Regions from separate parts of the Homo sapiens genome. Here region 2 is linked to region 1. A link is an interaction called in ENCODE POLR2A ChIA-PET data of the cell type or tissue named here. Cell type or tissue: OCI-LY7. All regions are shown on one strand.

Region 1 (4,000 bases):
GAGTCTCACTCTGTCACCCAGGCTGGAGTGCAGTGGTACGATCTCAGCTCACTGCAACCTCTGCCTCACGGGTTCAAGCCATTCTTGTGCCTATGTCTCCCAAGTAGCTGGGATTACAGGCATTCGCCACCATGCCCAGCTAATTTTTGTATTTTTAGTAGAGATGAGTTTCTCTATGTTGGCCAGGCTGGTCTTGAACTCCTGACCTCAGGTGATCCACCTGCCTTGGCCTCCCAAAGTGCTGGGATTAGAGGTGTGAGGCACCACACCCAGCCTTATATTTCTATCCCAAATTTGTTCCTCTATAGCTTCCCCTAACATAAACAATTAAAAATATATAAGGACTATAAAGAAGTTTTTTTTTGTTTGTTTTTATTTTTAAATTGTATTTTTTTTCTTTTCTATTATGCCCTGCCTGGAAACTGCCTTATTTTTTACTGGTTAAAAACCAAATCACTGAACTAGGTAGTGAGAAAGTAATTTAAATTAAAAATTTTTTGAAGGTGCTGTACGCTTCCTATACCCCTGTTTTTGTTACAATATCCATAGTAAACTCCAAAAATCTATTGAAAGAAAATATAGACATGATAACTGAATGATAAACTTTTTAAAAATTTTTCTTTCCTTTTTTTGAGACAAAGTCTCGCTCAGTTGCCCAGGCCGCAATCTCGGCCCACTGCACCCTCCACCTCCCAGGTTCAAGAGATTCTCCTGCCTCAGCATCCCGAGTAGCTGGGATTACAGGCATGGCCACCACTCCCGGGTAATTTTTGTATTTTTCTGTGTAGACAGGGTTTCACCCTGTTTGCCAGGCTGGTCTCGAACTCCTCAGCTCAGGTGATCTGCCCACCTCAGCTTCCCAAAGTGCTGGGATTACAGGCGTGAGCCACTACACCCAGCCAAGTTCTGCTTTTAATAAAAATTTACAGAAGGTATAATTCAATCTCTGTGCCTATTAAGATCAGTAAGAATGACAAGAATACAAAAATCTATACATTTGTATCATGAGAACCAAAATACTTTTCATTAAAGAACATTGAGGATAATCCAAGTATGAAAAGAAAAAACAAGTATTAATAATAAAAAATACTTCGAAACTCCTTTCTGAGCTAATATTTATTAGCTTTTAGGTGATAAAATCTCTTGGATGAGGTGTAATACAAAACCTCCCTTTAGGAAGATTCTTCTCCTCAGTTACAAATTATGAATTTGATCCTTCTGACTAAACAATTAGAGACCTTATTTCAGTTTTATAAATCTTAAAATGTCTTTTAGAGAATGTTTAAAGAAAAGTATTTTTCAAGATAATTTTTCTTTCTAGGCAACAATTGTTTTTAGAGGTTTATTCTTAAAAATCCCACTACAATCTCAATTATTCGAAACTTTTACTCCTCTAAATGGATTTTTTCATCCTCAGTATTAAATTCATCTACCAAGATTTTTTGACATTTTTAAGTGAGAAATATTTTAAGTACATATTTTTCCTTAGTAGAAATAACAAACCATTAAGTTTAATAATTCTATAAGATGGCCTACAGTTAAATTTTTGGCAAAGCTGGACTCTCTCCTAGAATAATTTTTTTTTTACAAAATTTCAACTACAAAGTATAATTTTACCAAAAAACTACATCATATAAGCATATCTCCAACTTGAAACAAAATCCCCTAAAAGCCCAAGACTCTAGGATGCATAAAACTAAAAGGGTTAGGCTAGATAAACCATACGTTTTGAGAACATACAAGCCAACAGAAGGGATCTATGAAGGATAATCACCTTAAGAGAAAAAACTTTGTGCAGATGACACTGGTTCAAATGCATTCCCTTGGGGAAAAAAAATCAACTCTGTAAAGATAGCAGATGGATTTGTTTAAATAGTAATAAAATTAACGAGGGACTTTAATTACCATCACAAATTATAAAGCATGCAACCACACTAAACAAACAATGGCATTTTTTTTTTTTTGCCCATACAGCATGTTTGTCAGAATACTGACACATGGAAATTTCAAGCTTTTTTAGTTCACAGGCATTTAGATCTTGCAATAAAACATAGTGTGGGAAAAAATAGTTTTTACTTTCAGTTCAGCAAGAAAGTCAAAGAGCTTCCAAGGGCTTACCACTGGTGGATCAACAGGTGCTGGTGGTTGCACTTGTAGGTTTACCGCAACAGTCTGTGGAGGAGGAAGAGTCTGAAATGGCAACTGGACCAAAGCTTCTGCAGCTGGAAGTTCCTCTTCTGACACCAAAGCATTCTGCACCAAAACCTGGCCCTGGGACAGAATTTCAGGCTGCACTTGTAAAGACTGCATAGACTGCAAGGGCAGTGGTGGAATCTGAGCTGGAGGAGATGTCGACATCTGTGGAGGACTTGCAATTGGGATTGGAGAGGACTGCAGGGATGAATATTGCTGGTGTGATGGAGAGACAATCTGCTGGCCTGGGGATACCAAGGCAGACTGCTGAACTGGGCCAATGTGTACAACAGGGGAAGCTGGAAGTGGAAGATGGGATGGAAGATTCAACTGTGCTGTAGCTTGCACCTGATTAGCAGTGGACTGCTGCAAATTTGGCCCTGGCTGGAGAGCTGATGACACAAGAGGGTGTGGCTGAATAAGTGCTTGTGGATGAATAATTATAGTAGGAGACTGACTTGGTGAATGAGGTGGTGGAGGAGACACCACTACAGACTGCTGTGCTGACTGTGACTGATTAGGAGACACTGTTAAAGGAGAGGGATGACTCTGAATCGGTGAACAATGCTGTGACTGGGCATTACTGGGAGCTGGAGGAAGGCCATGGTTCTGGAGTGGTATACAGTGCTGGGATGGGGGTGGGTCTTGAGTTGAATTCTGAAGTGTGATTGGCTGAATTTGCTGTTGCTGCTGTTGTAATATCAGCTGATGATGGGAAACTTTGGAAGGTGGTGAATGAAGAGGAATCTGCTGATGTTTTATTAGAGAATGAGGCTGAATTGGAGAATATGAAGCTGTGAGAGAAAAAAATGACAATTAGTACTGATTTCAAAAATACAGAAATTTTTAAATCACTCTAAAGGAAAAAGTGTTCATTATCAGAAGGTCATAATCATCAGAATTCTATTACAAGTTTTCCAAACAAGAGTAATTTGAAAAAAAAAAAATTTTTTTTTTTGAGACAGAGTCTTGCTCTTGTCACCCAGGCTGGGGTGCAGTGGCATGATCTCAGCTCACTGCAACCTCCACCTCCCTGGTTCAAGCGATTCTCCTGTCTCTGCCTCCGGAGTAGCTGGGATTACAGGTGCCCGCTACCACACCCGGCTAACTTCTGTATTTTTAGTAGAGACGGGGTTTCACCACGTTGGCCAGGCTGGTCTTGAAACCTGACCTGAAGTGATCCTCCCAACTCAGCCTCCCAAAGTGCTGGGATTACTAGCGTGAGCCATCACGCCTGGCCTGAATATTTAATGACAATTTATAGTTGGAAAACTAGAAAATATCATAAAATACACTGTACTGTGATAAGTTCTAAAAGAAAACTGCCTAAAACTTAATAATCTGAATCTATACATGGTTTGTTCTTATTATATTTTATAGGTCACCTGAATATCTACATTAACTTTTAGCAAAGTTTATACACTTGAATTTCTTCTTTGCAGGAAAAGAGGAGTATCATCATAGAACAAGTATAACATATATAAAGATAACTTCAAAATCATAAAAATACTATATTAAAATTCATAAAATAAAGATCTCATCCTTTCTAATCCATATCTAAACGTGCTTCCAACTAATAGGGTAATTACTTATAAAGCTTCCCAAATGAGTTTCCATTTTTGAGCTGAGATGAGGGTATATATATCATTTGACCCAGGAAGAGAAAATATTTTGTATAATAATCTAATGTGATTAAGCAAAAGACGTGTGTGAATCCTGTAGCACAGTTAATTAATCACTGTAACTAAGAACTCAAATTTAGGGGCCATTCCAAATCTAGGAAAACACTAGTTTTGCTTGCAGAGAA
Region 2 (4,000 bases), 180 kb before region 1:
GGGGTCCCTGCAGTAGAGACAGTCAAAAACTTCTCTGCCATGGTGCCCACCTTATAGCTGGAGGGACCTCACTTTGGATGTGTGACAAACAGGATGTATTTGGCAAGGGCTGGATATGGTTGAAAACAACTTCCAACGTGCTGCCTGGGGATGCTCACCCGCACAGCTGGCGGTGGCGGAGGTGGCAGTGGCTGCAGACTGCCTCCTCTTTTAATATATGCATTGTATTCATTCTCTTTTGAAGTATTCCACAGATTCTCAGAATCAGTTCTTCATTACGAGCTGTTCAACAATTCATTCACTCAGTAGATATTTACCAAGAATCTATGTGCCAGGCCTGGTGCTACAGGCTAAGGATAAAAAGGGAACACCACAGGCGCTACCTTGGCAGAGCTTATGATCCAGTAGATTTGTTGATTAGAGCGTTTATTATAAGCAGGTATATTCGTGTGTGTGTGTGTGTGTGTGTGTGTGTGTGTGTGTGTATTTAGCTAACTCAAGTTGGAGGAGAAAGGGGTAAATACTAGATGACACTCAAGTCTTTTATCAGCCCATTCCCTGTAAGTCCCCTCTCAACATTCTAAGTTCTTTGTCATCTGAAAAGTATTCAGCAATCTCAGATGTCCTTCTTTTTGTGCTCCTTTTTGGGGAATAGCTAGGTTTCCACACATTTTTTTCCCCACAGGTGTACTCCTACATAGAGAAATAGCCTATTTCACTGCAGAAAGGGTGAGAAAGTTCCAAAAAAGGTAATAAACCAGCTGTTAACAGAACCTAAAAACCCCACTTCTTAACTGTACATCTTTCTGTCTGCCTCCTAAGAGTATGCCTTTGCCTTTGGAAACACAAAAAGAAAGAGAGTACGTCTCCCTTCTGGGGATCAGCAACCACTGCGGATGCTCCTGCACTGGAGGCCTCCGTGCTCATAACCATTATGGGTCCTGCCATTGAACTGTTCTTACAGAAAGTGCTCTTCACTGGGTACCTTGAACCAATGTCAAAACCAAGCCTGTGCCACTAATGTGTGACACTGGGGGCTGTGGGCTACAAGGGGCCCATGTATCTGTGTCAGGAGAGAGAGGCCCCATGCAAAGCAAAATGTATAATGAAGTCTGTTTAACGCAAAAGCTACCTAGGAAAATTCTCTCTGGAGCAAACGCCCAGAATTCCATCTGCAGCCTGACTAAAAGTACCTAGGAGAGAGAGTTGTGAAAGAGGAAGGAGAACAAAGAAGAAGGAGAATCAAGGGAGCTGTGACCCTAACTTATGGTCCAGCTTCTATCACCTGTGACAACAAAGCTAGGAAAACTATGCTACCTACTACCCTAAGACATCCATCTTTTAAACTGAGTCCAACCACCAACATGAAAAACAATACTGACTCACCCCTCCACCCATATCGTCCATTCTGGACCAGACCTTCTACCTTGGCTCACAGGAAAAGAGGAAAGTGTTGATGTGTGCCAAGTGGAGGAGAAGGGACTGTGCTTTGGACTCCCTCTTTCTAGTCACACCACCAGGGAAGATGCGTGCCCTCAGGAGACCACCTGGCAGATAGTCACCCATTTGGCTCCTGGTCCCTCCCCCTTTCCAGCCACTTTCTCCTGCTGAACCCATCTTGCAGTTCATCTCAATTAGGGCTCTGAGTTCTGTCTTTCCCAGACAAGCAAACTCACCCTAAAGAGTTTCGTCCAACGGGACCATCATTCAATTCTTGCAAGTCTCACTAGTCTCACTCTGTGGAGGGCTATTTCTCCCTGTCGTAATGACCAGCTTGACAGTGGATGTATCTTCATCCCATGTCCTGCTTCTTGACTCCGAATCCCTTAGGCCATCATATTCTAAATTCAGAGTACCTCACCTCCTAAGCATTTCCTGTAACAGTAAGATATCCATACTTTAAGTTATTCAATTTTCCTATAGTAATCATCTCAACCAGTCTCCTACTCACTGCCCCAAGGTCTCTAAGAATTTATGCAAATGACACTGGGGGACAAGGTCATAATCTCCCCTTTCCTCAAGGGCACAGGCCTCTTCAGACACACACTAGGATATGCTGTCTATGAGCTATATTTATAATATGGCATTGACATAGCCTTTCTCTTGCATCTGCACTCCATCCTGCTGCTTCTCTGGACTTATCTCAATCCTCAAATTCTCTGTTTTAAGCCTAAGTCTTTACTCCACACTGTTGCAAAGCTATTTCGTTAATTTAACTGGACACATCACACAATATCTACCATTAGCCTTGTGTTATAAATCAGAAGCCTGTTTATCTTCTAAGGTAGACTCTGTCATTAGCTGCTTTGGATCATAGACTAAAAATAACATTCAACTGCTCTCTGAACCCTGCAAAGTGTAAAAACTAGAAATGTCTTTTTTTATATGGGCCAGGCTGATAACTTGCTAAAATGTCAACCTGTTCTTTGACATTTGTGTGAGTAATCCAACAGGTTCTGTGCAGGAAGCACAGTATTTGCTAGAGTTATTTCAAGTACAGTACAGCACTTTGCTTTGATAATAGAACTCAGCTGCAGTCTTCTTTCACCTGTAAAACAGAGATTACAAGTGTTTACAGAAAGCGCTATTTGACAAATAATAAATGAGAACAGTTTCCTGATATTTTCAGGACTTCAATCACCATCCTGTAGTACAGCAACATTTTCTTTTCAGACACATATTTAGGTCCCCAAACACTGAATAAATAGAAATAGCTTCCTTCCAAACAGCAGAAGGAAAGTGTGTGTGTGTTTTTTTGTTTTGTGTGTGTGTGGTTTTTTGTTTTTTTTTACACAGAGTCTCACTCTGTCACCCAGGCTGGAGTGCAGTGGCGCTCACTGCAAGCTCCACCTCCCAGGCTCAAGAAATCCTCCCACCTCCCACCTCAGCCTCAAAAGTAGCTGGGACCACAGGTATGCACCACCATGGCCCAGCTAATTTTTTCATTTTTTTGTGGAGAAGGGGTTTCCCCATGTTACCCAGGCTGGTCTCAAAACCCTGGGCTCAAGTAATCCTCTCGCCTTGGCCTCCCAAAGTTCTGGGATTATAGGCATGAGCCCACTGCACCCAGTCAAGAACTTTTATTCATGGTAGTTTTTTCTTATGAATTAGGTGGTGATCGAGTGGTTAATTGTTAATGAGATTGGAGTTACTGTCATAGCCTAACAATGGACTTAGAATCCTTTAATATTGAGCTTTTCCTAAATGATCAGCTTAGCTGTTTGTGTTAACACCAGTGGTTTGTCACCAAAACCACTCATTTAATTGAGAAAGCAAATAAATAAATATTCACAGCACAGGGATCTGAATGCATCAGCCAACATCTGATTGTATAAGTCATACAGACATGAGAGGGTTTATCAGCAAATCCAAAAGACAATTCTAAATAGGACTAAAAGGCAACATTTTTAGTCCTGGGAGTGTAAGTCATGGGGAAAATGTCTTAATTCCAGGATTTATGACTGTTCTCATACCAGAGGCATTTAAAAAAATCATTATTTACCAGCCTTTATTTATACCCACCAACTCTTCAGGCAAACAACATCCACATTAGGTATTCTAAGTACTGCTTCCCTTACAGAGAATTTTGCAAAGTGAATGGTCTAATCAGGTTACTTCTTATGATTACTGTCACTGAAATACTGAAATCATAAATTAGGACTTTGTTTTTAAGAATTAGGATAATGGATAAGAATAAGAGCTTTTTTCTGCTTAGCAGTCTAGGGAAAAAACGCAAATAAATTTTTTTCTTTTTTTTTTTTTTTTTTTTGAGAGGGAGTCCCGCTCTGTCCCCCCAGGCTGGAGTGCAGTAGTGCGATCTCGGCTCACTGCAAGCTCTGCCTCCTGGGTTCATGCCATTCTCCTGCCTCAGCCTCCCAAGTAGCTGGGACTACAAGCGCCCGCCAACACGCCTGGCTAATTTTTGTATTTTTAGTAGAGACGGGGTTTCACCGTGTTAGCCAGGATGGTCTCAATCTCCTGACCTCGTGATCTGCCCGTC

The links. Peaks named below come from ENCODE experiments on the same cell type or tissue, not always from the same donor. Only the 100,000 strongest peaks of a DNase experiment are listed, where the experiment ranks them.
Region 2: POLR2A ChIA-PET joins it to region 1 with 20 read pairs; 4 of 35 experiments call an interaction of 5 or more read pairs at or near these places.

What each region holds. Positions count from the first base shown.
Region 1 is chr3:170,126,566-170,130,565 of GRCh38, forward strand. It overlaps PHC3 (polyhomeotic homolog 3), which reads right to left. Exons shown (of 15, transcript NM_024947.4): 8 at 2,119-2,987. Among named protein-coding and RNA genes, the nearest start is that of PHC3, 53 kb to the right of the region's middle. In OCI-LY7, a CTCF peak has its summit at 2,677; DNase peaks (open chromatin) are centred at 2,156, 2,616 and 3,316; H3K4me3 peaks cover 3,422 bases; H3K27ac peaks cover 3,930 bases.
Region 2 is chr3:169,946,710-169,950,709 of GRCh38, forward strand. It overlaps the pseudogene FHL1P1. Among named protein-coding and RNA genes, the nearest start is that of SEC62, 18 kb to the right of the region's middle. In OCI-LY7, no CTCF peak of the experiment used is centred here; DNase peaks (open chromatin) are centred at 2,061, 2,472 and 2,822; H3K4me3 peaks cover 1,874 bases; H3K27ac peaks cover 3,563 bases.